2 separate regions of the Mus musculus genome follow, and region 2 is linked to region 1. Evidence: chromatin loops called from intact Hi-C (ENCODE). Cell type or tissue: heart. All regions are shown on one strand. Each heading gives the region's core, and the rest is flanking DNA. Links, peaks and the distances in the headings are about the cores only.

Region 1 (15,862 bases), core at 2,724-10,723:
GGAGCCAGATGTGACAGAGGGGCTGAGCAACAGGGGAGGAGAGGAGGGGGCACGACTTGGCTTTCACAACCAGATTTTTGCTCAGCTCTGGATTCTGCAGGACCACCAGTGGATTCCCTCTGTGCTGCCTCACTTTTCCTATCTGCATCAGAGGAGCCCCAGGTCCCCGGGGTTGGCCAAGAGAAGAGAAGACTGAGAGGTTGGTGACCTTGTCCTCCAGAGCCAAGCAGCTTCCCTCCAGCCTCCCAACCCCCTGAGGCTGCCCAGGCCAGGCCTGCAGCTGCAGCTGATCAGGACCAAGAGAAGGGGAAAGGGGAGGAGGGAGGGAGGGAGGGAGGGAGGATGGCATCTGCCTCCCTAGGCTGGGCCAGCAGGTGGAAGGGCTGATGGAGGTCTGGAAGCCTCAGAATGGCCCTCGGGCAAGGGCTCTGTAAGCCTGGGGTGGGCGGAGGCTGAGGACACTCTGCAGCTACCCTCCCACAGCTCAGACAGAGCCAGACAGAGCTCTGGCGCCTGAGCCCTGCTTGGGGGTTGGGGGGTGGGGGCGGGGACCCAGGAAGGGCTTCTGACCTCTCTAGTCCCAGGTTTCAGGGGGCACATTAATTAATTGGCACATGGTAGGGGCTTGGGTGACTGGGAGATCTTCTCAGACCCTGGCCTAATAGCTTAGTATGTGGTGGGTGGGGCACTCAACAGGACCTACCAGGTTGTGGTAAATCTCCCACATGGGAGCCTCCATCTTCCTTGCACCGAAGAGGGATACAAAGGAAGGGGCTTCACTCAGTTCCCGCCACGTTTGCCAGACTCCCGATGGCACAGCACAGAGATGCCTCCAACACAATCTCAAGGACCAAACCCTGGCAGCTGCCTACTGAGTGCCAGGGATGGGACGAGGCTGGATCTCCACCTCCACAGTCCTTTTGAGCATCCGTGACAGCTTTCATCACTGTCTCCATTTTCCAGATGAGAAGAGTAAGGCTCAGAGAGCTGAGGCAGAAGCTCACTTTCCCTACCACTTGCTGCCTGCCGCAGGCTCCATGTGCCTTGGGACGTGAACTTCACACCAGTCCCACAGGTGAGGATGGAACAGGGACGCAGCCCCTTGGCCCTGTGGCTGCAAAGCCTATGCCCCAGTCTCACCCAGTATCTAAGTGCGGTACTTACTCTAACAAGCCAGTGGCCACAACAGGCTGCAGCCTCGCTTCCTCCCACCCCTCTGCCTCCTTTGGCGCTCAGGGGCCAGGCCTGGTTTTCACACTAGCAGGGTGACCTTGAGCACATTCCTCAACCACCGTCCTCAAGGACAGCCGCCGCTTTCCCAGGTTGTCCAGGTCCTGTATCCTTTGCCTGATTTCCAGACAAGGAAACTGAGGATTGAAGACCCAGGCAGGGCACCTGGGAACCTGTAGGTACCACCGAGATCCTGTCCATGGGATCTAATCTACTCACGTCTAGTTCCTATTCACACCCTGTCCCAGAAGCCTCCATTCTGCCCTAGGAATTGGACTTTGAACCTGGGGGTGGGAGGGGGCTGTTAAGGCCTTATCCTCCAGTCACTCTCTTTTACTTCGAGTCAACTGGCCAACAGGGACACACCAGAGTCAGGATGGCCACTTGGGCTAGCCTGGCTATAATCACACACACACACACACACCACGAGCAGCATACCACCAGCCAGCCAGGGCTTTCCATCAGAACCTCACACACAGTCACACCATGGTCTGCCAGCGCAGCACCCCAGGTGCTCCCACATCTGCCAACACAGACGATCACAGCCGAAGACATCATAAGCATACTGCCTCCCTCCACCTGCATGCACCCGTACCCCGGCATACACACACACACTCCCGCCAGCATCCTCAGCCAACACGCTGATAGGCATACCCACGGAGCTGACGTGTGTATGTACACTGCGCACATATGTTCTAGCCCATGGTCCCACACTCATGTACAGTGTCATCAGTGGTATAATCTCTAAGATAAGAGCTGCCTCATTGAAGCCAAGGCTTGTCTGAAGCCGGCACCTTTTGTGCCCGAAAAGCCCTAGCCACAGGTCTCCACACTCCAACTGCTTCCAACCCACCCACCAGTGGCTCCCAGGAGCAGTTTCAAGGTCTGGCTTTCTGGACAGGAAGGTAGTGCCTCAGGTCACAAAGGAGAGGGCAGACTACTTAGTGGAGGAAGAAGAGTACACATTGTCCCCACCACAGAGGAGCAACCCAGAGCCAGAGAAGAAACCTCAGAAAGTCATGGCCTGGCACTCAGCATCCAAATGGCACTTAGCTCAAAAATGCCTCCCCTAGGTTCTAGGACCCTGTTACCCAAATTATGGATGCTTAATTAATAAAAAGGCTTCCTTCTGCCACTCCTGAGAAATCTAAATGGGGCCTGTACCAGACACCACTGTCAACTCTGTCCCCAAAGTCCCCGGAGACCCAGGGTAACAGAGACCTTTCTCCCCCAAGCTTTTCCCATTGTGTCCAGGAAAGCCCCAGACATCTTACATGGCACCAATCTACAGTACCAGACATCTTGACCAGAGGTATTCTTCTAAACAAATTCAGACTAAAATGTAAGGGCCTATCATGAAAGGCTTAGACATTTAAATTAAGTTAGGTAGCAGTATTCCTCAGAGTCAGAACAGAAATGTATATGTGTTAGTACCCAGTCCCAAGGCCCACCCACTCACTAGTATGGCCTAGGGAAATTTCCTAAGTTCCCTAAGCTTCAGTTTACGTCTCTGTCAGGTGATGATAATAGCAGTGTTGGCCTCTAAGCTGCTGTGAGATTTCCACAAGCTGAGGCAGCATCTCACTCAACACAGTGACAAGCACACAGTAGGCCTACTGAGAAACAGGTGCCACACGGGCTCTGGCCTTTAACCCCAGCACTAGACAGACATAATCAGACAGATCTCTGCAAGTTTGAAACCAACCTAGTCTATACAGAGTTCCAGTCTAGCCAGGGGCTACACAGTGAGACCATGTCTAAAAGAGGAAAAAAAAAAAGGAGGAGGAGGAGAAGGAAGAAGGAGGTAGGAGAGAGGGAGAGAGGGAAAGGGGGACGGGGAAGGGGGAGAGAGGGGGGCTAGGATGAAAAGGAAAGAACACTGAGGGAGGTAGGTATCCCACTGAAGGTCAAAGCCTGTTGTTACTCAGTGGAAGCCTGTTACAGTGTTACACTACAGCATTAGAGGCCCTTTCCCGCCCAGGCCAGTGGCCGCAGGTGCCAAAGGTTTACACAAAAGCTCTGGGGAGGAAGACTTCAGACTGTGAAAATGCTTTCCACTAAATGAACGTCATCTGCAAACTGGGAAAAGACCACCATTAGTCAATTTGGCCAGCGCAACACCTGGGGTCCAGCTCGCAGAAGCCTGGTGTTGACAGTGAAGTTGGGCAATCACCGAGGGGACCCTGGAGGAATAGGGCACTCATGGTGGGATCCAGAGCATGTGCTGGGCCCAGGAGAGGCCATGGTGGAACTCAGAGACCTGTGCCCCCGATCCTAACACTCCACCAATGGAGCTGCCTCTCCCTAGGGGCTTCAGCTTGTGTACTGGAAGTTGATGCTCTTGGGCTGAGACAATTTCTCTCCAAAGAACCTTGGGGCTCTCTTGACCTGGGAATTGGCAGCTGGCTCAGGGTCCTACCCCAGCCTAATCTGTGACCCTCCCAGGTCCCAAGGCCAGTCCCACTCAGAGGCCAGGTGAAAAGAAGAGGAGCGGGTCATGTGGCTGGAACAAAATCCGAGGGTCTTCCCTCCAAGGGGTTCACTTCCCCTGCTTTTGCCACCAATGTGGTCAAAGCCAGCCAAACACAAGAAAGAGTACCGCCTAACCAGGCTTTGCCCAGCCAGAGGCCCTGGCTAGCTCTTATCATAGAAAGATCTTATCCCCATGAGCACCAGTGAGGGACTCCGCCCTCTCTCAGTCTTCTGCCTGCACCTTCCACTTCCTGTGACAACCTGCACACTGAGACCAGCCTGCCTCCCCCAAGCTAGGCGGCCCTCCCGCGCCAAGCCCCACCCCCAAGTGGGCCCCAGCTGCAGGAGGCCCTGCTGAGTGTAATTCCCTGCGCCCTCCTCTCTGCCCTGGCCCGTCCGGACAGATTAAGCCTTTGTCACACACACACACCCAGAAAAGCTCAGGGCCAGATGGGACAGGACAAGTGTCAGATCATAGACCCGAAGCCCGAAGCTAGCCTGGAAGCTGGGAACCAGCCCTGACCACAGCTTCTCCTAGAACTGTAGGGGGAGGGGAGGGGACCTGAGGAGGTTAAGAAGGCACACAGGATGGTGACTCCTTGACTACGAAGCCATACTTGGGCTTATCTCTGGCTCCCCAATTCCCTGACATTTCCTGCCAGCCTTCCCTCTCTACATCACTTAGTTAGCTGTACCTGTCTTTCCCGCTAGTCAGGTGTCCCAGGAGAAGTTGCTCACCCACCCCAAACGCCCAGTGTAAACCTCAAAAGCCTGGGGACTACCCCCAAGGCCTGGAGACTCGGAATAAATGTCACAGACAAAGGTTTATGGCCCAATGACCTTCACAAAAACCTACAGAAGACAAAACTACAAAATCTCCACTGACACCAGAAGCAAGGGCAACTTCAACTCCATGTGCATGTCCGCACATGTGTGTGTGTGTGTGTGTGTGTGTGTGTGTGTGTGTGTGTGAGTAAAGGCTGAGAGATGACCTTTACATCTTTCAAAAAAGGTCCCATTCAGTCCCTCCTCGGAAGAGGCCGCGGCTGCCTCAGAATTCCCAGCAGGGTCTGCTTCTTAGACCAGCTAAAAGGAAAATGGACATGGAAAAATTATAACGGCACCCGAGGAAGAGACCTGGTGATGGGGCGGCAACGCTCTAGGCATCTCCAGTGGCTGGCTCTGGCTGGCTAGGCAAGTGGCAGGTAACTAACAGGTTCTCTGGGGACAGGCAGGCTAGGCAAGCCGGCATGGGGAACTGGAGGAACAGGCTGTCACAGGAGGGCATGCCTGTTGTGTTTGTCATCCCTCTGGCAGCCTGGGCAGGGAGGCCTGGGTCCCCGGTTCTCTGCCTCCCAGGCAGGTGGTCCCCTAGGGGAAGGTTTATTATTGGTCTTGGGGCCAGGGTGGAGGCTTGTCAGGTCCCTGCTGTAAAAGGCAAGCAAGGTAGACCGAGTGGGCTTCGGGAAAGATCTGAAGCTGCTAGCTAGCTCACCCAGGACCTGAGCCCAGGCCTAGCACCAGCTTCCGCAAGTGGATGGGAAGGGGTGTTCTGGCATTGGCAGCTGTGTGGAATAAAGGGATGGACAAACCATCTCATGATTCCCACACCCTAAGGAAGTGGGTGACCCACAGAAAGACAGCAAGCCAGGTGTGGGAGTTCCCCTGAACCCCAATAGTGGGTGGACTGGGGATCCTGCCTCAGTCTGAAAAGGAGTTGGGGAAAGACTCTAAGCTGCTGGGAAAGGTAGCCAGGAGAAAGATGAGGTGGGGACTGACCTGGAGAAGCCCTGAAGGCTTAAGGCAGGGATCTAGCTAACAGTCTGGTGGGTGGCTGCCCTAGGAAGAGCCACCTTGATTGGGGATGGGGGGGTGGACGGTCCTCGTGATGGGACGAACCAAGTGGAAGTCGCAAACTGGCAGGTGGGAAGGGGTGACAGCTCACCTGTCCTTAAGGGCAAATGGACAGTGATTTGGATGGGGGAGGATCCTTGATACATCGGAGCAGGGGACAATGACCCAGACTCCCTGGGTTTGAAGACGAGTGTCCATTTATTTGGGGTTCCGTAACCCACGCTGTAGGGACTCGGCCCACCCTCCCGCTCCGGGAAGCCGGCGGGCGCGCCCCTCGGCCCTGCCCCCTGTTACCCGGCCGGCCGGAGGCGGCAGCGGCGCAGATGGGCTGCTGGCGGCCGCAGCGGCAGCGGCGCGGTTATCAGCGCTCCTCGCAGATGGGCCGCCAGCCCTCTGCGCTCGCGGCTCCCACTCCCCGCGGCCTGCAGCCCCGTCCCCTGGGCGCGGGGGGGTGGGGGGAGGCGCCTCGGGCTCCACTCTGCCTCCTGCCTCCCTCCCTCGCGGTCCCCTCACCCCGCGGGCCCGGCCCGGGCGGCCGCCGGAGGGGGAGGGGACAAGTGCACTTTTCGTAACGACCGAATCAATTGTGTGTGAAGAGCCCGCTCCGGCCGGGGACAGGGCTGAGCGCGGGGCGGGCGCGCCGGACGGGGGAGGAGCGCGGAGGGGGGAGCGGGGGAACAGGGAGGAGGGAGGCCGGCGCGGGGCGGCCGGGCTCTAGTGCTCCGGCCGGGCGAGGCCAGGGAGGGGCGGCGGGGAGGAGAGCTAGGCTGGCCCGACCGGGCCGGGGACCGAACACACTACCCGAAGGTCTGGGCAACGGAAAGTTCAAAGCTCAGCAGCGCCCCGAGAGCAGCCGCCCCCCCCCAGCCCCCACCCTCTGCAGAACAATGAGGTCCCGGAGGGGGGAGCCGCGGGGCCCAAGCCTCACGCCCTCTCGGGGCGCCCCGAACCGAAGGGGATGCCCCCGCCCGGCCACTGGCCACCAGCCTCCTTTCCCGGGGCTGCGGTTACCCGCCCCCCTCCCCAGCGCCAACCGGGCCAGCCTGAGAGACGGGGGAGGGGAGGGGATGAATAGGTCATGCCGCCCCCGTCCCAGGGTGGGGGGAGCGCGGGGCCCGGGGGGCGGCGGGGACGCCCCACCCACCCTTGGGAGGCTGCTCCTGCGCCAGGCTGCGGCTCTGGCTGCCCCTCCCCGGGCCAGTGCCGGGTGGGGTCGGGGCGACAGTGCCAGGGCTAGCCCCCTCCCCTAGTGCGGGGAGGCCCAGTGGACTCCCCGTCCCGCCGCTGCCCCTGCCTCCCCACCCCCGCAGCACCACCCTACACACACACACATAGATACACGCGCGCGCGCACACACACACACACACACACACGCACACACACACCGCCCAGCCGGCCCGGGGGCGGGAGCGCGAGGCGCCCGGGACAGGCGGCCTCCGGGCGGGAGGGGGGGAGGCTGGAGCTCCGTAGCAGCCGCCTGCTGGCTGGGGGGAAAGGGGGAGGGGAGGGGACGAGAGGACAGAACACGCTGGGGTGAGCAGCCCGGGACAGCCCGCCCGTCACGGCCATGGCCCGATCAGCGGCGCAGAGGGGGCAGGGACGCCCCAAACCCCGAGCGCTGCCCGGGCGGGCCAGGGAGGGCTAGTGAGCAGGGACACGCACGCCCCGGGTGGGCTAGACACACGGACAACCCCAGAAACACACCATTCGGACACACATCCACACCCCCACCCCGCCCCCGCCCTCCCCAATCCCGGCCACGGGACTAGCCCGCGGCCGCCGCGCGCGCACTCACCGAGCCCGTCTTGACCGGCACATACACCACTTGGCCCATCTTGGGTTCCCGGCCGCTGCCCAGGCGGAAGCCCTTGGAGCGCACCCAGAACTGGAACTTGCCTTTCTCGCCCGCCGCCGGGCCGCTGCCCGCGCCGGTCCCGCCGCCACCCTGCAGGACCTCGGCGATCCGCTGGTATTTGCTGCGTGTCACTGTCTTGGTTTTAGCCGAGTCGCCGTAGGTGCGCAGGCACCAGTCCCGGAACTGGCGGCCCAGCTCCGAGTCCCCGGGGCTGCGCTCGCGCTCCCAGCCCCCGCGCAGCAGCAGCGTCGGCTTCGGCATCCTCCCGCCGCGCCCGGCGCCCTCGGGGGCGGGCCGGCCACCGGGCCGCCCGGTGCTGGAACTGGGCTGGGCTGGGCCGGGCTGGGCAGGGGCGCGCCGCGGCCCGGGCTGTCCCGCGGTGTGGCTCTGGCGCGGCTGCTGGATGGGCGCGGGCGGCGGCCGGACGCGCGGGGCTGCGGCGCGCTCTGTCCTGCTCGGGCGGCGGCGGCGGCGGCGGCGGCGTTGGCGGCGGCGGCTCCGACTCGCCTCCTGCTCCGCCTCCTCCTCCCCCCGGCCGGGATGCAGGAGAGATGGAGGCAGCTCCGGGCCCGGAGGTGCAGAGGGGGCGGGCCGCCCCGCGGGCGGCCAGGGGAGGCGGGAGGCGGGGAGCGGCCCCGGGCACGGGGAGCGAGACCGAGCCTGGGCGCGGGCGGCAGCGGTGGCTGTCAGCTTGCGCGGCTCATCCTGCTCCTGCTCTGGCTCCGGCTGGGGCTCCCGCTGCTGCTGCTCTTCCTCCTCCTCCTCCTCCTCCTCCCGCGCCCGCCTCCACCACGCCGCGGGATCCCACCTGTTAGAGCGGCGCAGGCTGCGCCGCCGCCCGCCCCCCTCCCTCCCGCGCCCGCGCGCCCAGCCCCGCCCGGCCCGGCCCCTGGGGGCGCGGGGGCTGCTGCACCCGCAGCGGCCGGGAGGGCAGCAGCGGCAGGCGCGCGGTACCCAGCTAGGGATCGTGTTCCATCCGGCTGGTTCGGCCCACAGCCTGGAAGGCCGCACTCTGTCGGGACGGGCTGACTGTCCCGCAGGCAGTAGGGCACAGATCATAGCCCAGACACTGGCGTCCCCAGCCTCCCCGATTGGGTCGTCTTAGCCGAGGTAGCCCAACCCTGGCGGTGTGGGACAGGCTCCTCTCCTCACTCCTGCAATTGGCCTGACCGCTCTGGTGTCAGTATGGGTGCCAGAATAGGAATGTTCCCCCGGGGGGGGGACCCCAAGCCACCACCCTTTGGACCCCCAAACTTTCTCTCCTTCCACCTCATCTGAATTCCCCCAAGATTGGCCGGCCTTGCCTTAGTGTAGGTGGGGGTGGGTAGCCCCAGGCCCTATAGAAGTCACCTTGTCCGGTGGCCTTCCTGGTGCCAACCTCACTGAGCCTCTGAAGACCTTGAACACACCCACAAACCCATTCTGAGAAGCCTGACCTTCCCGGATGCACCTTGGCCTAGAATCCCTTGGAGAATAAACTTAGTGATCTCACACCCCCTCCCACCTGAGCAGATCTGACCAGTGTAGAACTTCCTCCTCCCCTATGAATTATAAGCATAAATAAAGGTTCAAGTCAATCCTCGAAGATTTCTGCCTTCCTTTCTTATCAGGGCATAAGAAATTACTGCATTATCCTTTCTGCTGTCCCCTGGCGGCCACCCCCATGTCATCAGGCCACTCTTACAGACACATTATCACTCAAGAGTTGAGTCCCAGAACAGGATCATTTTCTGCCTAAGAACTCCAAGGTGCCCATACCCGAGTCATTGAGACAATTGTGTGCCAGGCCCTGGCAGCTGTGAAGCCATCCCCATCTTAGAGAAGGGGGCCTCGGGATTCGAGAGGTGGCCTGATCTACTCAAGGTCATGAGAAAGAGGGAGATGGGGTGTGAGTTTCGGCTCAGTTCTGCCTGACACCCGCTACCATTTCACACATATGCCTCCCCTCTCAGGTGGGAGCTACAGCTCGCTCCCCACACCCCTCCAGCCAGAGTCTCCAGATGCTCAGGGCCCATATCTGACTCATCCCTGAATTTCCCGGCCCTGGTACAGCATCTGGCACACAGTAGGTGCCAATAAATGCTGGGAAGAACCTAAGGGGTCTTCCAAGTTCCAACCTCTCTGTATGTCACATAGATTATTTTTAGATAATTTACATTTCCATGTTACTTTATATACGCCAACAACTCCACACTCACTTTTCCTCCTCATCTTCCCAAGATCTCTTTTTGGATCCCTGCTGCTATACCCACTTTAAAGAGGTGGCCACTGGGAGCTGGGCGTGGGGATAAAAGAGGCAGAAAGATTGAGTTCAAGGCCAGTCTCCATAGCATACATAGTAAGCTTCAAGACAGGTTGGGTTCCACTGGGGATCAGAGAAGGGAAAGTTCTAGCAAAAGATGACCAGCCCTGGAGTCTAGGGGCTTCTACATGACTTTTCAAGTGTAAAGACATCCCTCCAGCTGGCTCCCCCCCCAAACCCCCACTCCCCACCCCCAGCCCTCCACCCCTCACCACCACCACCACCACCACCCCACCCCCCACCCCCACCCTCAGCTAAGAGCCAACGTGTTCTGCCTGCCAGTGCTCCTGATCATTGAATAAAGGGGTCCTGTAGGTGGCAGGGTCATTGTCTCAGCCCACCAAATAACCACTAATCCAGACCACCTCTCCACCAGTCTAGGTCTTTGCCTGCTTTTCAGGTCCCAAATATCTACTTGTTAGTCTTGGACTGAGGTCTAGTATGTCTGGTGAGCTTTGTGCAGACATCAGTCAGACTTGGAATCAAATCCAGTTGGGATTTGAAGTAGCATACTCCATGATCCTAGGCTCCACCCCACAGCTTCCATTCTTGCTGGATGGCCCCAACTTTCTCAGCTGTGGGTTAAGCAGTATGTCATGGATAGAAATACTAAAGATACTAGATGTAAGGATATCTGCTGTATAAGGTACTCAATGAGGGTCCTCTTCTTCATGGGGAACCACAAAGTATTAAGGGTGGGAAATGACATTTACTGATACCTGTTTTTGGTGTTTCATTCTTTTGGCAAACATTGGTAGAAACATGTTTGTGGGATTCTCACAGCCCCACTCTCCTGAAACTCCTCAGTGGGTGGGGCGAATGGCTTTCAAGCAAACCAGCTGTCAGTCATTGAAATTGCGGGAAAGGGGCCATGGTGGAAACAGCATACTATGAAGTACTATGGAGTAAATAATGCAGGAAGTGGCTGCTATTCTTAGGGGCTAGGCAGGCCCCTCTGAGGAGGGAGGCTTGGAGAGGTGCCTTCAATGGCAGGTGCCCTGGAGCCAGTCATGCTAAGATCCAGGCAAATAGCCTTCTAGGCAGAGGGAACAGCAGAGACAAAAGCCCTCCTGTGAGATGGGGCCAGGAAGATGGCTCAGCAACCTATTGAAGGTGCTTGCCGCTGAACCTGATAACCTGAGTTCAAACCTCAGGACCCACATACTAGACAGAACCAATTCCCGCAAGCTGCCCTCTGACCTCCACATGGCATGTCCCACTGCCCTCCCTGAAATAGATATATAAATGTAATTTTAAAAATTTTAAACCAGACATAGTAGCACATACCTTTCATCCCAACACTAGGGAGGCAGAGACAGATGGATCTCTGTGAGTTTGACACCAACCTGTTCTCCAAGAGAGCCAGGACAGTCAGAGCTATGTAGAGAGATCTTGTCTTTTAAAAACAAAGCAAAACAAACAAACAAAGCCGGGCGTGGTGGCGCACGCCTTTAATCCCAGCACTCGGGAGGCAGAGGCAGGCGGATTTCTGAGTTCGAGGCCAGCCTGGTCTACAGAGTGAGTTCCAGGACAGCCAGGACTACACAGAGAAACCCTGTCTCGAAAAGCCAAAAAAAAAAAAAAAAATATATATATATATATATATATATATATATATATATATGTATATATATATATTCTAGAAAGCAGAATTGGTGAGCAGAGAGGGGTTGGAAATCAGGAATTTTGTCTTTTGTTTTCTGAGACAGTCTTAGAAGTCGCTGGCTGGCCTGGAACTTGCTATATAGACCAGGCTAGTCTTGAACTCCCAGAGATCCACCCACCTCTGCCTCCTGAGTGCTGGGATTAAAGGTATGTGCTCCTATGCCCAGAAGACTGCAGGAGTCTTGATGACCAGGGGGAGACTCTGGATTGTAGCCTAGATGCATAGGAGCTAGTTAGAGACTGGGTATGGAGGGAGTGAGGGAAGAGGGAAGCTTCAAAGCTATGAGAGCTGAAGCTTGGGCTTCTCCCCATTGCTCCCCAATATCAGGCATATATAGCCTCTTGTCTCAAGAAGTGCTGGAAAGAGACTGAAGAGAGCTGAATCCTGGGGTGAGGATGGTCTTCTAACCCCACACTCATCCCCGCTACTGTGGAAACAGATCTCTGGAACTCTGGCCTGTTCCTGTCAACAGCATCCTGCCCCCAGAGGATGCTGGGTCAGGGCATCTCCCCACATCTGCTCCTCTCTTCCTCTCCTTCCAGACCCCTGTCAAGGGGACAAAGGAAGTTGCCTATTAGCCAAAGACTAGTGAAATGCCCTGTTTGGTTTTTTGTTAAGGTGCATTTATTTTATTTTATGAGTATGAGAGGTTTGCCTACATGTATGTATGTATACCAGTTCCATGTAGTGCCTACAAGAGGCCAGAAGAGGGTACTAGATCTCCTGGAACTGGAGTTGCAGAAAGGTGTAAGCCTCCACGTGTGTGCTGGGAACTGAACCCATATCCTCTACAAGATATGCAAATGCTCTTAACCTCTGAGCCATCTCTTCAGCCCCTACCTGGGGTTTTTTGTTTGTTTGCTTGTTTTTGTGTTTTGTTCTGGTTTGTGTGTGTGTGGGGGGGGGGGGAGGTTGTTTGTTTTAATTCTTGGACCAGATGTCCAAACCCCAGGCCTATCTATAGCCCCTTCCAGTGGGGCTAGCAATGGGCGAGGTCACTCAGATCAGTAGACAGATCAGCTAAATCCCAGAAAAGGTAGGAAGCTGGAGGGCAGAGCAGCTGGCTTTGTCTTTCTTTGATCACCTGCCTGTCATTGAGCTGTCCTACGTTCAGGACAGTGGGAATATAAACACACAATGGCCACAAGGCCTATAAGGCTCCGGCTTGGGGTCTGAGCCAAGAGATTCAGGCCCTGACAGAGGCCCACTCCCCTGAGAGCTGGAAGTAGCTAGAGCCCGGCCTGACACCACTCTTAGAAACCACATCCACCTTGGTATCTCCCTGCCAGTCTGTCTAGCCACCTGGCTTACTACAGGCTCACCTCATCCAGAAAAGCCTTCTCATCCCTCAGTTGACTCAAGGACTTCTTCTGGTCACTGATGGACCACTGGACTTTCCCCAGTGTTGGCTTGAACCCACAATTGCAACATCCTCTACTTTCTAGTACCCAGGGTAAAGTTTGTGACTTAATAAATAATTATTGCATGCACATATGCATGTGTAAATGAATGAATTGGTTCTTGAATGAACGAATGAATGAATGAATGAATGGGTTCTCAAAAAGGAAATGTCAGACTGAAATCTACAGTACTTACCACCATACTGGTCTTGTCACACCATCCACATTTATCGTTCTCCTAACCCTGCTCTTGGTGACATAAGTCCCTTATCTGTAGGCTCAGTTTTAAAGGCTGGTAAAATGGGGATACTGATGATAGCCCCCTCCCCCTCTCGGGGCTGTGTGCAAATGAGCAATTGCTCAGTGCTAGCTCTGGCTATTATTATGTCCACCAACCATTCATTTGGACATTTGCTCCAGCATCTTCTGTGTCAGACAGCTATTCAGTGTGGGAAATCAGTAGTCAGTGAGCCGGATACTGCTCAGCCTCTGTGGCACTAAGCTGGCTTTTTTTTTTTTTTTTTGACATAAAGTCTCAAGTGTCTCTAGCTGGCCTCATACTATGTATCTGAGTATGACCTTGAACTTCTTTCTGACTCCATTTTCAAGTACTAGGAGTATAGGTGTGTGTGGCTTAGGAATTCTCTGCTTACTAAGCTACATGCCCAGACTGAGATTTTAAACTCGAGGGCCTTCAGTAGACGGAAGTCTTCACAGCAAAGAATAGAAGAGAGATTAGGTCTCCGCTTCTGCGGTGACCTGGGCTGTCTGTGGGTACACAGCCAAGTGGGACAAGCTCTGCCCACTTTCCTAGGCTCTTGAATTCAACAGCCACCTTTCTAGAAGTTAAAACTGAAGGAGATATGGAAAGTAACTTATTAGGGGTTTCATTCAAATATCGCTTCCCTGGAGGAGCGCCCTCTGCCCTGTTGAAAAATCCCTTGGGCATCCATCCCCTGCCTGCTTGGTCTATCTTTCCAGACTCAGCATCTCCCTCCACTGTGACACTTCATGGGTGACTTGGGCTGTCCCACCCACCAGGATATGTGTTCCAAAGAGCAAGGACTCTGTCCTGTCCACTGTGGTATGTACAATGTTTATGACAGTGAAGGGATGAAGGAAGCCAGCCAATAGAGAGGCTCATACCTGTAATCCCAGCACTTGGGAGACCCAAGTAGGCCGATCATGAGTTTGAGTCCAGCCTGAGCTACACACTCTATCTCAAGCTCCCAAGTAGGAATGAGCCAGTGAAGAAACCTGAAATGTGTGCGCACAGTGAGCCTTGTAATGGAGACTTCTGATGCAATGGAGAAGCAAGGCCAGCAAGTCATTTCCCCTTCATGCAGCCTCAGTTTCCTCATCTGTAGAATGGAGCCAAGTGCCTGCTTGGCAGAAGCTTTGTGAGATGCCATCCCAACGTGGGACAGATGGGTGTGCCATCAAGGTGACAGATGGAGCCCTCAATGGGGGAGGGGAGGCTAAGAAAAGGGGCCTGGAGGCTTCCTATGGGACACAAAGGAAGCTGACACTGGATCTGTCCCGTCACCTGAACTCACCGGTAATTTATTGATGCTGGACTCCGGCACCCAGTGGCATGCCAGGTCAGCTTCACAGAATGGGGTAGTGCCCTAGGACTCCCTCTGCCTCATCCCTGAAGGCCTGAGGTGGGGAGCATGAGTCTGATTGGCACTAAAAAACTGCCTAGCGAGGCCCCCTCCACACTCCCCACTGTGCGCCAGGCACTGGGGAGATGGGTCCCTGAGTTGCCTGAGTCACACTGGGTAGAATGGCTGTAATCGAACAGATGCTGAGGACTGCTGGGAGCATTTTTGTGTCGTATGCAGCTCTGTTTATTCATAGGTCAGAAAGTGCCATCCTGGGAAGACCGACTTCTGGAAGGAGCATCACACAGCCAAGTAGGCTGCAGGAGAGTTCAAACCCAGATCTGCCTGGCTCCAAGCCCCAAGCTTATGTGGTGTGGCTGGCTGAGGGGTATGTGAGACAAACGGCTCCAAGGAAAGACCTCCATGTCAGCCTGCTGCTGGCATGCCTGTGATCCTGGTTCTCAGGAGGAGCGCCATGAGTTTGAGGCCAGCCTGGACTACAGAGCAAGTTCAAGGCCAGCATGGGCTTCAGAAAGAGACTGTGTCCCAGAAAGGAGTGAAAGATAGGGAGGAGAAGGAAAGGGCAGGGGAGGGAGAGAAGGGGGAACAGAAGGGGAGGGAAGGAACGGAGAGGAGAGGAAAGTCTGTGTGCTCAAAGTAAAGAAGCCTTGTTCCACTGATGGCCTCCTGGTCCCTTGCGGAGTTGAGTGGAAGGAGGAAGGGGTCATATGTTTCTGACAGGGAAGTAGACAGGTGGGTTATGACTTGGGAGGGGGCCATGCCCAAGTGGGGTAGGGGAGCATGGCCTCGAATGGGCTATGACAATGGTTCTCAACCTTCCTAATGCTGTGACACTTTAATACAGTTCTTCATGTCGTGGTGACTTCCAACCGTAAAATTGTTTTGTTGCTACCTCACAACTGTAATTCTGTTACTGTTATGAATCCTAATGTAAATATCTGATATGCAGGATATCTGATATGTGACCCCTGTAAACCCCCAAAAGGGTCTTTGAGGTTGAGAACCACTGGGCTATGGGAAGTCATGGTTGATGGTTGAGCAAAGAACCATTCTTTCCCCAGCCTGGGAGACTCAAAGGGGACAGCCAGTAGGGCTGTTGGCATGTGGCTTTCAATGTGGTCCAGTGTCTACCTCCAGCTTAACCTCCATCCAGTCTCCTTAACCTGTGGGCATTCTGGGCTTATTCTGATCAGGCCATCTCAGTATTCTCCAGAGTTTCCTCGACATAGGACTCACACCATTTCCCCAGGTTTGGTGACTCTGGCTAGGCCTTGCTTTCAGATCCAGTTCCTTGAGGAATCCATTTCAGTTGTGCCTTGACCTTAGAGCTACAAGGTAGGCTGGGCAAGGGCTGTCTTCCAACCACAGGGCAGCAGCTTTTGTGCATGCTAACTGTGTCACTCACACCCCCCCCCACCATCCCCATCCTGCTCTGCACCCCATGTCCTGTGAGAAATG
Region 2 (15,862 bases), core at 4,017-12,016, 53 kb after region 1:
ATGTCCCCACACTGGCTTCCACCCCACCCCCATACTGTACAGCCTGGGCCTCAGAGTTTCCACCCTTCCACTTCCCTGCCAAGGGCACCCAATCTTCCCTTCTGTGTCCTCGGTGAAGCCAGGGCTCTGATGGCTTCTCCTCCCTTCAGGCACCAAGGTCAGCCCATGGGGGACCCACTTACTCTGCCCACAGCTGCCTCAATTTGACACTGTAAGTCTTGCTTCCAACAACCCTCTCTGGTCTGCAGACCAAGAGGATTAGCTGTCCCAGCTTCTCCCCAGCCTTACGAGGTAGGTGGGACATGTTCATCCCACTGCTGGGAGCCAGCAGCCTGAGCCACCCAGGGTGAGATGGGGCTTGCATCTGTATTTGTAGCCCAGGCCCAAAACAGAAGTGCTGAGCCTGCCTGTGAGTGAATGGGAAAAGGAAGGAGCAGCAACTCCACCTTCTAGGAACTTTTGCTCAAAGCCACCTTCTCTGCGGGACTTTCCCTGGCTACCCTGCCCACTCCCTCCCTGCCCCATTTCCCTGGCATTTCTCACCAACTAACATGCTGTCTCTTACCCACCTAGTGCACCCTCTTGAGGGACTCTCTCTCCCTCTAGAGCAGTGAGTCTCAACCTTTCTAACACGGCGACACTTTACCACATTTCCTCATGTGGTAGTGACCACCCCCCATCCATAAAATTATTTCTGTTGCTACTTCATAAGTTTGCTACTGTTAGGAATCATAGATATCTGATATGCAGGATTTCTGATAGGCTACCCCATTGAAAGAGACTATTGACCCCCACGGGGGTCATGACCCACAGGTTGAGAACTGATGCTCTACTGCTGTTCTAGAGTATGGGCACCATGTGGGGAGGGCCTTTGATTTTTACTGCAAGCAAGCCCGTCCATCAGTGTCTGGAAGTTCCTGGCGAGGGAGTGAGTGGCTAAGCCTTCTTCCTCTTCCCGGCCAATCTGGAGCCTGTGGTCTTCATCCCAGGTGTTTGCTCTTTTAATTCGTTCAGTAGACAGGGGAGCGCGCGCACACGTGCGTGCGTGCCTGCGTGTGTGTGTGTGTGTGTGTGTGTGTGTGTGTGTGCACCCGCACACTCGCGTTTGTAGAGCAGAGTTCTAGTCTGTCTAGTCTGACGGCAGCAGGAGGGACAAGACTCAGAGGCCAAGGACCCGGTACCTGGGGAGAAGTCACAGAACCCAATTCTTTCCGCAACAATCCAAAAGACCTGGATTGTGGATCGATGGCAGATAATAAATCCAACATGTGCTCTGGTGTCACTCTGAGCATTCCTCCTGCATTTCCTCCATTAATCCCTAAATCTCTGATGTGCTGGTGTGCTCCCCTTCTGCGGCTGAAGATACTGAGAGCCAGAGAGAGCTTGACTCATTGGCTCAGAAGACCAAAGCAGATACATGGAGTGTCAGAACCAGACCCAAGCTTGCTCTAACCCATCTGGAAGCTTGGTTTGAGGAGGATGAATTAGGTTCAGAGAGGTGCTATCCCCTGCCTAAAGTCACAGTGCTGGGCAGAGGTTGGGTTGGGATTCATGCCAGGGTCCCCAGGACTCCAGAGGAGGCTGAGGGTCCACTGGAGGAGGGGCTGGATTAGATGAAAGGGAGGGGTCAGGGGCAGAGGGCAGAGAAGGACAGGATACAAACCAGGTGGCAGCTGTGCTTGTGAGGCCCAGAGCAGCTGTCTCCAAAGGAGCACGGGAGGGACCAGGCCTGAGGGAAAGGTGGAGGTCCCCTTCCCCCTCTACTGCTCAATAGGCAGAGGTCCAGCCTCCCTGGCACTCAGGGAGCTGCCCTGGGCGTGGGGAGGAGCGTGTGGGGTTGGGTGGCCGGTTGCCTTTATTGGGCTACTCCTCCTTGGCTCCCTGCATGCGTGAACCTGAGGCTCACAGTCCTGTCGCTCACAAGGACAATTGTTTCCAAATCAGGCCTGTGTGCTGGAGACACCAGTACTCAGTACTCGTTCTTCGCAGTTCTAGGGTAAGGTCTGAGGGGCCCTAACTACAGCTGGGGGAACAGTTCAGTGGTAAAGGGTTGGCTTAGCATGTGAGAGGGCTTGGGTCTGAGTCCCCGTTAGGAGAAAGCCTAGCTTATTTCATTCATGCACCCACCTATAACAGGCAGGCAAGCAGAGTTGAGATGGTGAGGTTCCTCAAGTCCCTAAGAGGGAGATTATTTAAGTTTTCAAGAAGATACACAGTGGCTGGGGAGATTGGCTTAGCTGTGAAGAGCCCTTGCTGTTCTTCCAGAGGACCCGAGTTCAGTTCCCAGAACCCATGACAGGAAGCTCACAACTGCCTAAGACTTCAGCTCCAGGGGATCCGACACCTTATCTGACTTCTGCAGGCACCTGCACACACATGGTACATATACAACACACACATACACACACACACATACACACACACACATTCTCGAGTGCATGAATGAGGAGGTGGAGGAGGGAGGAACAGAGACAGAGAGACACACATACTCAAAAAGAAATCTTTAAAGCCAGGTGCACTAGCCCATGCTTTTAGTCCCAGCACTTGGAAGACAGAGGCAAGCAGATCTCTGTGTGTTCAAGGCCAGCCTGGTGTAGTTAGTGAGTTCAAGTCCTGCCAGGCCAGGGCTATATAGAGAGCCCCTACCCTAAAAAAATAAAATAAATAAAAAATAAAAAAAATAATAAGATTTTTAAAAAGAAAGTGAAAAGAGCTACAAGTACTAGGACTGTATTTTAGTAGAAGAGTGCCTCCCTAGACGATCTAGGTCTGAGCCCCAACACTCCCACAAAAAACAAAACAAGCAAACTAAAAAACACCAACATCCGCCGGGCGTGGTGGTGCACGCCTTTAATCCCAGCACTCGGGAGGCAGAGGCAGGCGGATTTCTGAGTTCGAGGCCAGCCTGGTCTACAAAGTGAGCTCCAGGACAGCCAGGGCTATACAGAGAAACCCTGTTCGAAAAACCAAAACAACAACAACAACAACAACAACAACAACAACAAAAAACAACAAAAAAACACCAACATCCAAAAGGAGGGCTTGGCCCACCGCAGGCTTAAATGGGAGAAATCCTTATTTCAAACAATAGAGCAGTAACTCCCCACCCTGTTGCTGGGTTTCCCTTTGCCCAGGTCTATGGGAACATAGTGGAGGTCCCTCCTGCAGATAGCACAACAGTCTTTTGAGGCCACCTCTTCCTTGGGGGGTGGGGGTGGGGCCAAGCAGCAGCAACAACCTGGCTTTTAGCCAAGCAAATGAGCCCAGGGACACTGCACAGGGCGCAGCCTCCCAGCCTCAGTTCCTTTGCTATATCACACAATGAACGGATCATTTCAGGGTGCAAGGGTGTGGCTGAAGCTGGTGATGGGCCATGGCAGGTGTGTGGACAGAGGATGACTCTCCAATAATCTCCAGGGCTCTCTCGGGTCTGTCCTCAGATCCCAGCTTTTAAACTATGGAAATGTAAATTATGGTCTGGTTGAAGCACAAGCACGTGTCAGACAGGAGCTGTGGCCTGGCCAGTTCTCCACAGGGGCACAAAAGTAGTCATAGCAGGGCATCTGGTGGCAGATTGTATCTGAAGCCCTGGTGGGTGTAAGGTCAGCGGCTGTGTGACCCTTTCGTGACTTCCAAAAACCAGGTTCAGTTAGTCCATTGTTACAGTAAAGATGTGAAATGCCCCCCCTGCCTCCAAAACCCATGTGTGGAAGGCCTGATTTCCAGCTGGTGGCGCCACAGGGGTGACCCAATGAGGACACTGCCCTCACTACCTCAGTCATGGATCCTCTGATGAGGTCTGAGCTGAAGGGGTGTGAGGTGGGCATGGATATGGGTCACTGGGTGAAGCTTTGGGGGTATGTTCTGTCACCAGCCCCTACCCCATCTCTGACTCTGCACCTCACTGACCAAACTGAAGTGGAAACTTGAGGGTTTTTTGGAGAGTCGGTTGGATGGTGTTTGGGGGGTGGGGGTGGGGGGCAAACATGTGAAGGAACGTTTCGCTGAAGCAGATACAGGAGAGAGGATGTTCTGCTAAAGCAAGCACATGAAAGGATATGTGACGAAGGATTCTTTGCTAACAACACACATGCATTGGTCTGCCTTACGTTGTGTAGTTGAGCTGCATTGGTCGGGATGGCATAGAAACACACCAAAAACCTTCTGGTGGTGTGCTGCAGTTTCTTACCACTTCTGTGGACTCAAGCTGATTGGATTCACATGCTAAGGTAAGACAAGTACTGAGGCAAGGCACGTGGGGGACACGTGATGTTTGGAGGGTATAAATAGGACTCCACAGAGTGACGGAGACAGAGCTTGGTTTGCTGGGACAGCTAGCTGGGCAACACTTGTGGGTCTCAAGTCTTCGCTGATAACACAGACAGACTTGCTCCAGAGAACCTTTCTAAACAGGCCCACCATCAATCACCCCATCCCACCCCTACCATCCTGCCCCATATTCTTTCTTTTCCACTACCTCTGGTGGGTGATGGGCTACAAGGGAGGTAAAGTATTTAAGAACGATCATTAAAAATAAGGATTGAAATAATTAAAGTTACACCAAGCCTTGTGAAACTGAGATCCAAAATAAACCTTCCTGCCCTACAGAGTTCACAGCGGGTTTTGTCACACGGACAAAATACAAAACAAAACAAAAACCAAACCAAACCAACCAAGCGTGTCACGGTTACCTCAAAGATGGAGACACGGAGGCTTTAAGAGTCGAGATCACGGCGGGGCGTGGTGGCGCACGCCTTTGATCCCAGCACTCGGGAGGCAGAGACAGGTAGATTTCTGAGTTCGAGGCCAGCCTGGTCTACAAAATGAGTTCCAGGACAGCCAGGGCTACACAGAGAAACCCTGTCTCAAAAAAAAAAAAAAAAAAGTCGAGATCACGGTCCTTGTCCCCAGGTGAGAGAATTCAAGGCTTGAGCCAAAGTCGAGCTCACGAGGTGAAGATGCTCGCCCTAAAGATGCTGGCCCATAAGCCTGGTGACCTTCATTCAACCCCAAAACTGAAAGAACAGACTCCATGCAACCATGCTCTGACATCCACAAGGGCACTGTAGTGTCTAATGGGGATGAGTGGTGCCGTGGTGTGAGCTTGTATTCCCAGTGGAGGCAGAGTAGAGGGATCTCTGAGTTGGAAGCCAGCCTGGTCTACATAGTATCAAGTCCAGGCCAGGCAGACCTAGTGAGACCCTGTCTCGAACATATAAAAGTAAAAGTGAAACTTAAACCTGAGGCCAGCATTGGCCTAGCACCCTGGGTTCACTTCCCAGCAGCTTTGTGGGAAAACAATTGGACAAGGTTGTTGTTGTTTTGTTTTTCCTTGATGTGGAGTTCCACTGTGTTGCTCAGGTTAGCTTCCAATTTTTGACTCTCCTGCCTCAGCCTCCTAAGTGCTGGAACTCCAGGTATGTGCCACCACCCTGGATCCCGGGACATCTTCGGGCATCTGGCCTCCTACCCAAAATGCTCACAATAGCTAGAAAGGAAGCCTTGCTGGGCCAGGCTGGGCTGACTCTATAAAAGGTGTTCAGATGGACAGACAACACATATCAGTCTCTCTAGGACTGAGTGAGCCGAAGGGAAAAGAGAAGGAAACCCCCTCACCAGGAAATGGCCAAAGCACCCACGGCTGCCCAGCCTAGCTTAACTAGGCCCCACAGACCAGACAGACGCCCGAGTGCGGTCAGGGTTCAGGGTTGAACCAAACCAGCTTCAGGTGAAGAAGATGAGTCGGAGGATCAAGGGTCTCCTGCACCGAGGATCAAGGGTCTCCTGCACCGAGGAACAAGGGTCTCCTGTACCGAGGATCAAGGGTCTCCTGCACCTGCAGAGGAGCCTGTGACCAAGAGTCATCGAATAGGGTCCATGCCACTTTCAAGAGGCCTCTAACATCTCCCTGTCGATATCTAGGCAACCAGATGCATCTCCCAGCCTGATGGCCTTGATCTAGAAAATGTAGCAATTAACTAATCAATGGAGGACAGTGGCATTTATTGAGCAGCTACTATACACTGTACACCATAGAAAAAGCCCAGCATGTGATATGCTAAGACCTCAATTCATCTTGGTAATATTTTACAGAGGAAGAAACCAGGGGTTCACAGCAGTGAGGTCACAGTCGTGCTGGGCTTGGGGTTCCAAGGCGAGCTTCACCTCTCTAGCTCCTATACCCCTACTTCCACAGAGTGTGCTGCTGCCTGACATGAACCACACATGATGCAAGGCCTCAGCTCCGCCTTGCTCCTTAGATCCTGGCTTCTTGCTAACCCACACTCTCAGCATCTGGGATGCAGCAAGGGAATCACTGAGAGTCTGGTCCACATTGTAGACAAGGAAACTGAGCTGGGCAGAAGTGGTGCAAGGCTTTAATCTCAGCCCTTAGGATGCAGAGCTGTGAGTTCCAAGCCAGCCTGGTCTACAGAGTTAATTCCAGGATAGCCAAGGCTACACAGAGAAACCCCATCTCGAAAAACAACAAAAACTAAACAAAGAACAAAAAAGAAACTAGCCACCTCCTGTAGTGGTTCATACCTCCATCCCCTGCACTGGCAAGAGGTTTGTCTATGTGAAGCCAGTCTGGCCTCCATGGGGACTAAAAAGAGAAGGGGCAGTGGGTGGAGTTCATTCTGGCTCAGCTGGTAGCGTGCTTGCTGGCCATGTGCTGAAGCCCTAGGTTCAATCCCACACTGGATTAAAAAAAAAGCCTGGCTCACCCCAGCACTCAGGAGGTGAACACAAAGGGATCCAAAGTTCACGATTACCCTCAACTCCACAGGTCAAGGCCAGCCTGGGTTACAGAGAGCCTGTCTCAAAAAGAAGAGGGGGAGGGGCTCCAATTAAAAGAACAAAAAAAACAAAAGCCCCTTTGGTTTTGTCAGTCAAGGCCCTGAAGAATCTGGCCATGGCAACTCATGATCTTTAATCCGGGGTCAGGGTAAGCAGATAGTATCTATCAGTGCTCTGAGCAGGCTGAGACATGGTCCCCTGTCCAAGGTCACCCTGCCAGTAGGAAGCCTTCCTAGAGAACCTGGCCTGAATTTGTCTAAACCCAAAGCTCTCTGTCGTCCTGGCTGCCCCCTGTGACAGACTCCAGCCCTGTATTCTGCTCAGAATCTAAGGGCATTTTAGAACCCTGCAAGTTCAAGGTCTTCCTCTACTATGTAGGGCACTTGAGGCCTGCCTGGACCACATGAGACCCTGTCTCAGACACACAAAATGTGGGACTACCCAGACAGCTCTAGCAGAAAGCAGGAGAAACAGATTCCACACGGGGGACAGGGCTAGAAGCCCCTTCCGCTGTTCTTGACAGCCCTGCCCTCAGTGGGGCAGTATCCAGAACCGAGACCTTGGGCTCCCAGCTTCAGAGGGACAGTAGAAGAGGCAAGAAGAGTAGCCAAGGGATTTGGGGCAGGCAGACGCTCTACTCTTTCTCCTCAGGGACTCACCAGCTCTTCTGGTGATATCTTTCCTGCTGACCTCCAAGAGCAGCCACTGGGGCAAGATGGGAGGCCCACATCCCCAATTCTAACTGCTTGGGGCTCTGCTGCAGTGAGGAGCTGTGGTGACTTGCCCAAAGCAACGTAGCTTGGCAGTAATGAGTGTCGAAGGTCAGGCTAACTCTGTACTAGTTGGCTTTGCTGCTGGGAGACCCGAGGCTGGTTGCTCAACCTCTCTGTGCCTCATTTCCCTCATTTACAAGTTACTAGAGTTTCCTGAGTTCACATTCTGCATCAGCTGTGTAGCCTAGAGTGAGTGACTTACGCCGACTCTGTTTACTCTAAAATAAAGCCGAGCTCTTGGCGTATATTTGGTGAGGGACTGGCAGGAGTATAGAGAAGTCACTTGTCCAAGGTTTCCTGGCAAGTGTCACCTGGAGGCCCAAAGGTCCTGATGAGTGATGCTATGGTTATGACTCTGCTGCCCGGGCTCTGTGGTTAATGCCTACAATCCTTTGGAGGCTGAGACAGGGGGATTGCAACTTCAGAGCCAACTTCCATAGCAAGTTTGCAGCTAGCCCGAGCTCCACGGCATCACAAACTCCTGTCATAGCAACAGGACAGGATCTGAGAGGTGGCTCAGGGGTTAAGATCAGGCACTGCTCTTCCAGAGGACCTGAGTTCAAATTCTAGAACCCACATCAGGTGACTTGCAACCATCTGTAACTCCGGCTCCACGCAGATTCAGTTCCTCGACTTTGTGGGCACCTGTGTTCATATGCACACACCTACAGACATGTGGACACATAATCAAAAGTAGTAAAAACAAATCTTAAAAAAAAAAAGAAAGAAAGAAAGAAAGAAAGAAAGAAAGACCCAGAGCCGGGCATGGTGGCATATAACTTTAGTGTCAGCACTCAGGAGGGAGGGGGAGACAGATCTCTGTGAGTTCGAGGCCTTCATAGTCTTCATAGCAAGTTCCAGGCCTGCAAAGGGCTGCACAGTGAGACCCTGCCTTTAGTGAGGGGCATGATAGTGCATTCCCATAATCTCAGTACCCAGGAGGACAGAGTTAGAGGCTACCCTAGTGAGACCCTCTCTAAATAAATAAAACCAAACAAAACCAGTGCTGGTGTGGCTCAGTTGGAAGAGCCCTTGCCTGTCACATAAAAAAGAGCCCCCAGCACTGAATGAGTTCATAGGAGGCAGTAGGATCAGAAGTCCAAGTTCACTCTTTGCTACCTAGGGAGTTCAAAACCAACCTAGACTACAGAGAAGGCAGGGCCAGCCATGGTGAAGATGGAGAGAACGGACCTGATTCCGAACAAAAAACTAGCACTGCCTAGAGTAGCCTAGAAGAAGAGAACCGGATCCCAGTCTGGGGCCGTGGCTCGGTGAGAAGTCCCTGAGAAGCAAGGGTATGCCCACCATTCCATCCCCACACTGAAGAAAAAGGAAATGAAAAGAAACATTCTAGAAGCCATCTTCAAGGAGAAAAACTTGGTGGGGGTAAGTGGGGGTACTGTCTGAATTCGGCTGTTATACATCATTACTGTCCAAGAGCAGATAACGTAACCCTTGTATGGAGCTGCCCCTGGCCTGACACCAAGGCCTCATGCCTACCAGTCCCCTGCTTCCTGGAGGCCCATCCTCCCCAGCTCCACCTTGCCACGCCCTGTCTCTTCGTCCACTTCAGGTCTCCCAGCAAAGCCCCAAGATCTAGAGTGGAGTCCTGGCCCCTCTCCGGGTCTCAGCTTCTCAGCCATGGGGAGGAGAAAGAGGAAGAGGAAAAAATGTGGGGAAGCAGCAAAATGCAGGGCCTGTCTCTGCACAGGAGCAATCGAGACAGGGACACACACACCCCCACCCCACCCCCGTGCGTGCGCGCTAGTAGCTTCCAAAGGGGAAAGCAGTCTCTTACAGTGGGACAGCTCGGCTTCAGTCCCATTCAACTGGAGGTTACCCGAGCTGGTCCAACCCAACTCAACCTGACCTGGGAGGGGGCCGAGAAGGAAGCTGAGCATCATGGGTACAAAGGTCGCAGCTCCACCGTCTCCTTGAGGTTTCAGCCAGGCAGCTGGCTGTGTCCACCCCACATTCTGGGGAGGGAAATAAGTATGGGAGGGTGACAGGGGACACTTTGAGGTGGTGGCCACCTCTGTGAGTGAGAGAGGCAGCTGCTCAGCCAAGAACTGGGGGCAGGGGCGCCTCCTGCGGCTAATTAAACTGAGCCGGTGATGAATCGGTAGAGGTTACAGCGTGCTAATTAAAGGTGCTGTATCTTGCCTGGCAAGGATGGAAGGCACCAGAAGCTCTGCAACCACAAGCAGGGCCAGGCCTGTGAGGCCTCCCACTGTGCAGGTTCTGGGTTGTCCTTCCCTTCTCCGCCCCTCCCCAGAGGGCCGGCCCCCTCCCCACTTCCCTATCTCTTCTGCCCACCTTGGGCCAGCCCTGCCTCCAACTTCCCCCGCCTTCCCACCACCCCAAATCCTCCCCAGATAAAGGCGAGCAGAGGCGAAGTAGAGCCTGTCGCCCTTAGCCTGAATCAGTGGTGGGTTCTGCGGGCGGGCGCTGTGTTGAGCCTCCGTGGAGCTCCTTTTAACCCCAATTCCTAATGTGTCACTGCTGAATTCAAGTGTAATAGGAACAAGGCCACCAAGACTTTTTTTTTTTTTTGAGACAGGGTTTCTCTGTGTAGCCCTGGCTGTCCTGGAATTCACTTTGTAGACCAGGCTGGCCTCGAACTCAGAAATCCTCCTGTTTTTGCCTCCCAAATGCTGGGATTAAAGGCGTGCACCACCATGCCCGGCTCGACTTCTAGAATCTTAACTACTTTTCTGTTTTGTTTTGTTTGGGGCTTTATTTCTATTAGAGAGACAGACAGACAGACAGACAGACAGACAGACAGGCAGGCAGGCAGGCAGACATGCAGAGAGTTAGTTCCCAAACACTCTAGCCTTAACAATACAGTCATGTCTGGGGAAAGTTAAACAAATGACCTCTGACCTTTGACCTTTGCACAGAGCAGGGAAAAAAGACTCCAAAGCACCCAGTCCTGCCCCAAGTTGGTTCCAGGCAGAGGTGTGGCTCAGTGGCTCCCCAGAGACTTGAGTTAGAGTCCAAGCCCGGCTCATTTGCCAATTATGTTAATTGGCAGGAGAAGCAGCTGCCCTGTGCCTTGACCTGTACCCCACCTGGAAGAGCCACTGAGACCGCAGCAAAGGAGACAACTCAGGTGAAACTAGTCCAGAGTCAGCTCCGACTGCTATGAGCCACTCTGACCTTCCAGCACCGGGATCATCTGGTTGGCCTGGCACCAGAACAATGCACCCCCACCCCCACCCCAAATCCAAAAGGCTGCAGCCTGTGTCCTGGAGAGGGTGATGAGAAGGGCAGGTGAGATAGCGCAGCTGGTTAAGAGCACTGACTGTTCTTCCAGGTGTTTTGAGTTCAATTCCCAGCAACCACATGGTGGCTCACAACCATCTGTAATGGGATCTGATGCCCTCTTCTGGGGTGTGTGACTGAAGACAGCTACAGTGTACTCATCTAAATATAAATAAATAAATAAATAAATAAATAAATAAATAAATAAATAAATAAATAAATAAATAAATAAATAAATAGCACTGGCTGTTCTACTGGAGTAAGTTAAGGTTCAACTCTTTTTTGTTTGTTTTGTTCTTTAGTTTTTGTTTTTGTTTGTTTGGGGTTTTTTGTTTTTGTTTTTTGTTTTTGTTTTTTGTTTTTTGTTTTTCGAGACAGGGTTTCTCTGTGTAGCCCTGGCTGTCCTGGAACTTACTCTGTAGACCAGGATGACCTCGAACTCAGAAATATGCCTGCCTCTGCCTCCCAAGTGCTGGGATCGAAGGTGTGCGCCACCACGCCCAGCTAAGGTTCAACTCTTAACACACAGTTCTGTTTAACTCGAATTCCAGGGAGACCCAATGCCCTGTTCTGATCAGCACACCAGACATGAGCATACATGCAGGAAGACCACTCATACACGTAAAATTCAATAAAATATTTCAAAGGATAAAATTTAGTTTGTTTTTTTTTTTTTTTAATTAAAAAGGTGACTGGCAGGATGGTGGCAGCATATGCCTCTAATCCCAACACTCCGGAGGCAGAAACAGGCAGATTTCTGAGCTGGAGACCAGCTTGGTCTACAGAGCAAATTCCAGGACACCCAGGGCTGACACAGGGAATCCTTGTCTCAAAAAACTAAAGACAAAATAGAGTGATTAGAGATGCTGAGTGGGGTGCTCATGAAGGGACTCTCCTGTGGAATGGGCTGCCGGATACAGAATTCAGCATTAGGCTTCACAAAGGAGACCAAGATGAACTTGGGACTCATTACTTCTCAGGGGACCCCAGTCTGGAATCAGAGAAAAAACAGTCACACATCTGGAGCTATGGGTCCAGGGTAGAGTGCTGGCTTGACATGTAGAAGGCCCTAGGCTCATCCCTAGCACCACAAAAGTGAACAAATTTAACTAAAAAGGAAAAGAAAAAAAAAATCCAGTGTAGAGACACACGATTATAATCTCAGCATCTGGTCGGCAGAGGCAAGGGGATAGGGGCTTCAGACCAGCCTTAGCTCCTTAGTAAGCTGAAGGCCAGTCTGAGCTGTAGTGACTCTGTCTCGACCCTCACCCAATGAAAGAACGCAGGCACAGGGAGGCTCTGGTGTCTCTATGCAAAGGCCTGAGTAGGAAGCGCTGCTGGTTTTGGAGGTCAGCTGCAAAACAGAAGGAAGGCAACTTTCTGACCTTGTTGGAGGGGGAAGCTGCTTTGTGGGTTCTGGGGGACACGGGCCTGATCACTCTAAGAAGCTCACAGACATCTGGAATTTCAGATACTGTGGTTTCAAGGACGGCAGGGTCCACAAATCCATTCATGTCTTTGAAGGGCTATGTTATCCCTCTTCATGGCCAGGCATACAGCTAGGATGAGAGCTTTTGCTGCTAAGTAACTCTGTGACGGAAGGAATACTGAGCCATCATGAGACCCAGACGCGTGAAACCCGTGGCTGAGAAACTCAGGACTACTGTCTGCCCTGACCCTGGGACCTTAGGCTACTTATCAAAGCTAGCAGGGATCTAGCCTCAAGAGTACGCCCCTATCCCACTATCCTCACTACAGGGAGGAGCGGGCACAAAGGTCCTAAGCAGGTGGCGCTACACGGAAGCCTATACTAGCAAAACCCGCAGCTCCTGGAAAACATCGGGTTGCCTCAGCGTCCCTGGGGGCCCCTTACCGGGAGCTCAGCCAAATGCTGGTCTATAGCACCCTCTGGTGGTAGTTTGGGGAAGTGGTGCACACAGAACCCACTGTTTGTTTAAGGTTGGGTGGGGCAGGTCATTATTGGAAGAGCGAACTACCCTTCCCAGACAAGAGAAAACAGGCCTAGAAGGGCAGTGGCTGCAGGGTCAATACTGACTCAAAACTGGAACCAGAACGCCTCTGTACCAAGTGACTTTACGTGGGGCTCTCCAAACACTCTACAGGCTGGGAGGTACGCAGTTACCAGAATGCTTGCTTAGCATGCACCAGTGTCTGAGTTCAGTCCCCAGAACTGCATAAAACTGGATATGGCTGGCGTGCACCTGCAATCCCAGCTCTTGGGAGGCGGAAGTTGAAGAATCAGAACGTCAAGGTCATTGACAACCACATCCAGAGGCCAACCTGGGGGAAAGGAGGGAGGTAGAGAGGAAAGGGGAGAAATGTAGAAAATGTTTAGAAATAAAATTAACAGAAGTAAGACTTTATACCCTGAAAACTATAAAACATTGCTTAAAATGTTTAAATAACCAAAATCAATGAAATATCTGTATTCTTGAGTCTGAGGACCAATTTTTTTTCCTTTTTTTTTTTTTTTTTTTTTGTTTTTTTGTTTTTTTCGAGACAGGGTTTTTCTGTATAGCCCTGGCTGTCCTGGAACTCACTCTGTAGACCAGGCTGGCCTCGAACTCAGAAATCCGCCTGCCTCTGCCTCCCAGGCTCTGTGTATGGCAAGGCAAATGGATTAATCCTGAGATTTGTTCAGCCTGAACCTTAGTCTCTTATAGAGATGAACAAGTTAGTGGTAAGATTCACACAGAGACTAGAGAGACTTAGAATGATAATCTTTAAAAAGGAACAACACTTGGGAGTGGAGAGATGGCTCAGTGGTTAGGAGCACTGATTACTCTTCCAGAGGACTGGGGTTCAAATCCCAACACACACATGACAGCTCAGAATTATTTGTAACTTGAAGATCTGAGAAGATAGGAAAAAAAAAGAACAAACGAAAGAAGAAACACTTTTGGGGCTACTACACTTCCCATTGCAAAAGTTCTCAGATCACTGTCACAGTCAGAAGAGACAAGGGTAGAGAGGAGTAAAACAGCACTGAGAGTCCAAGGATAGACCTTCACATCTGACACAGCACTGAGAGTCCAAGGTTAGACCTTCACATCTGACACAGCACTGAGAGTCCAAGGATAGACCTTCACATTGAGGTCAGCCTCTCAACAAAGGCAGCAAGCCAGCTTAATAAGGACAGGACAACCTTCTCAACAAATATGGCAGCAGACACTTGTCACATGGTAGCAGACCCCTATCTCACACTACACAAACATTAACTGATGACAAACTGTAGGCCTAAATGTGAAGCCCAAACTGTACAACTGTCAGAGGAGGACATTCTGAGTATGAGAGGCCATGCTTGTAACTCCATCACTTGAGAGGCTGAGGCAGGAGAATCAAGAGTTTGTTCACATGGCAAGACCCTATTTCAAGAAAGAAAGAAGAATCAAGAGAAAGGAGCCATACATTCACATATACAGTCATGTGGCCCATTCACTCATTCACCCACACATGCACTCATGTGGCTCATTCATTCATTCACAGGTACACTCATGTGACTCATTCATTCATTCATTCATTCACATGTACACTTATATGACTGTTCACAGCAGCATTATTCATAGTTTTAAAAAAAATCAAGGGTCTCCCAAGCTGCTGGAGAGATGGCTTATCAGGCACTTGCTCTTCCAGAAGACATGGGTTTGATATGCAGCACCCACATGGTAGCTCACAACCACCCATAGCTCCAGTTACAGGGCTCCAACTCCCTTCTAACCTCTTAGGCGCACCAGGAATACACATGGTGCAGAGAAATACATGCAGGCAAAAGACACACATACAGTGACAATTTTAAATGAAAAAAAAAAAAAAAAGATCTCCTTCAAATGAAGGCTGGAGAAAGAGTGGGTGTCAGAAATTGAACTCAGCTCCTCTGCAAGAACGATATGCACTGGTAACTGCCACACCATCTTTCCAGGCCCTCTTCTTTATTTTATTTTATTTTATTTTATTTATTTATTTTGGTTTTTCGAGACAGGGTTTCTCTGTATAGCCCTGACTGTCCTGGAACTCACTTTGTAGACCAGGCTGGCCTCGAACTCAGAAATCCGCCTGCCTCTGCCTCCCAAGTGCTGGGATTAAAGGCGTGTGCCACCACGCCTGGCTTTTATTTTATTTTATCTTCTTTTAAAGATTTATTTATTTTATTTTATTATATGTGATTACGCTGTAGCTGTCTTGTCACTCCAGAAAAGGGCGTCAGATCTTGTTATGGATGGTTGTGAGCCACCATGTGGTTGCTGGGATTTGAGCTCAAGACCTTCGGAAGAGCAGTCGGTGCTCTTAATCGCTGAGCCATCTCACCAGCCCCTTATTTTATTTTTTAAGTCTGTCTTTTGACCTATAACTTTACTTCTAGAAAATTCTATGAGGAATCTTTCAAGTGTGACAGAACATAATATAAATATTTTAATAACAACATAGTTCGCTACAGCAAAAAAAAAAAAAAAAAAAAAAAAAAAAATTAAAATACCCTGTACCTGTGGGTAGGTTTATCCACCTCACTGTGGAACAATGACATCATCAAAAATGATGAACGATTAAAAAATAATAATGAAAAAATAAATTTAAAAGACAGAGGTGGGGCTGGTGAGATGGCTCAGCAGGTAAGAGCACCGACTGCTCTACTAAAGGTCTGAAGTTCAAATCCCAGCAACCACATGGTGGCTCACAACCACCCGTAATGAGATCTGACGCCTTCTTCTGGTGTGTTTGAAGTCAGTGTACTTATGTATAATAATAAATATTTGGGCCAGAGCAAGCAGGGACTGAGCAAGCAGGGTTGACTGAAGTGCAATGGTCCTAAAAATTCAATTCCCAGCAACCACATAGTGGCTCCCAACCATCTGTAATGGGATAGGATGCCCTATTCTGGTGTGTCTGAAGACAGCTACAGTGTAGGCATATAAATAAAATAAATCTTTAAAAAAAAAAAAAAGTCGGAGGCACTGAGTATCATTTGATAGTAGAGCTTCCCCCGACCCCCAGCATGTCTGAAGCCATGG

Evidence for each region. A loop is a pair of places that touch in the nucleus more often than their neighbours do. Peaks named below come from ENCODE experiments on the same cell type or tissue, not always from the same donor. Only the 100,000 strongest peaks of a DNase experiment are listed, where the experiment ranks them.
Region 2: it touches region 1 in a loop (2.0-fold over the local background); 8 of 42 quality-filtered maps call a loop at or near these places.

The regions. Positions count from the first base shown.
Region 1 is chr2:153,522,091-153,537,952 of GRCm38, forward strand. Nol4l (nucleolar protein 4-like) reads right to left here and starts at 7,881. Exons shown (of 11, transcript NM_001134300.2): 1 at 7,352-7,881. The coding sequence starts at 7,672. In heart, for the core only: no CTCF peak of the experiment used is centred there; DNase peaks (open chromatin) are centred at 6,191, 6,741, 7,141, 7,331 and 1 weaker place; H3K4me3 peaks cover 4,799 bases; H3K27ac peaks cover 6,127 bases; H3K27me3 peaks cover 1,347 bases.
Region 2 is chr2:153,573,987-153,589,848 of GRCm38, forward strand. No RefSeq gene overlaps it. Among named protein-coding and RNA genes, the nearest start is that of Commd7, 51 kb to the right of the region's middle. In heart, for the core only: no CTCF peak of the experiment used is centred there; no DNase peak of the experiment used is centred there; H3K27ac peaks cover 5,493 bases.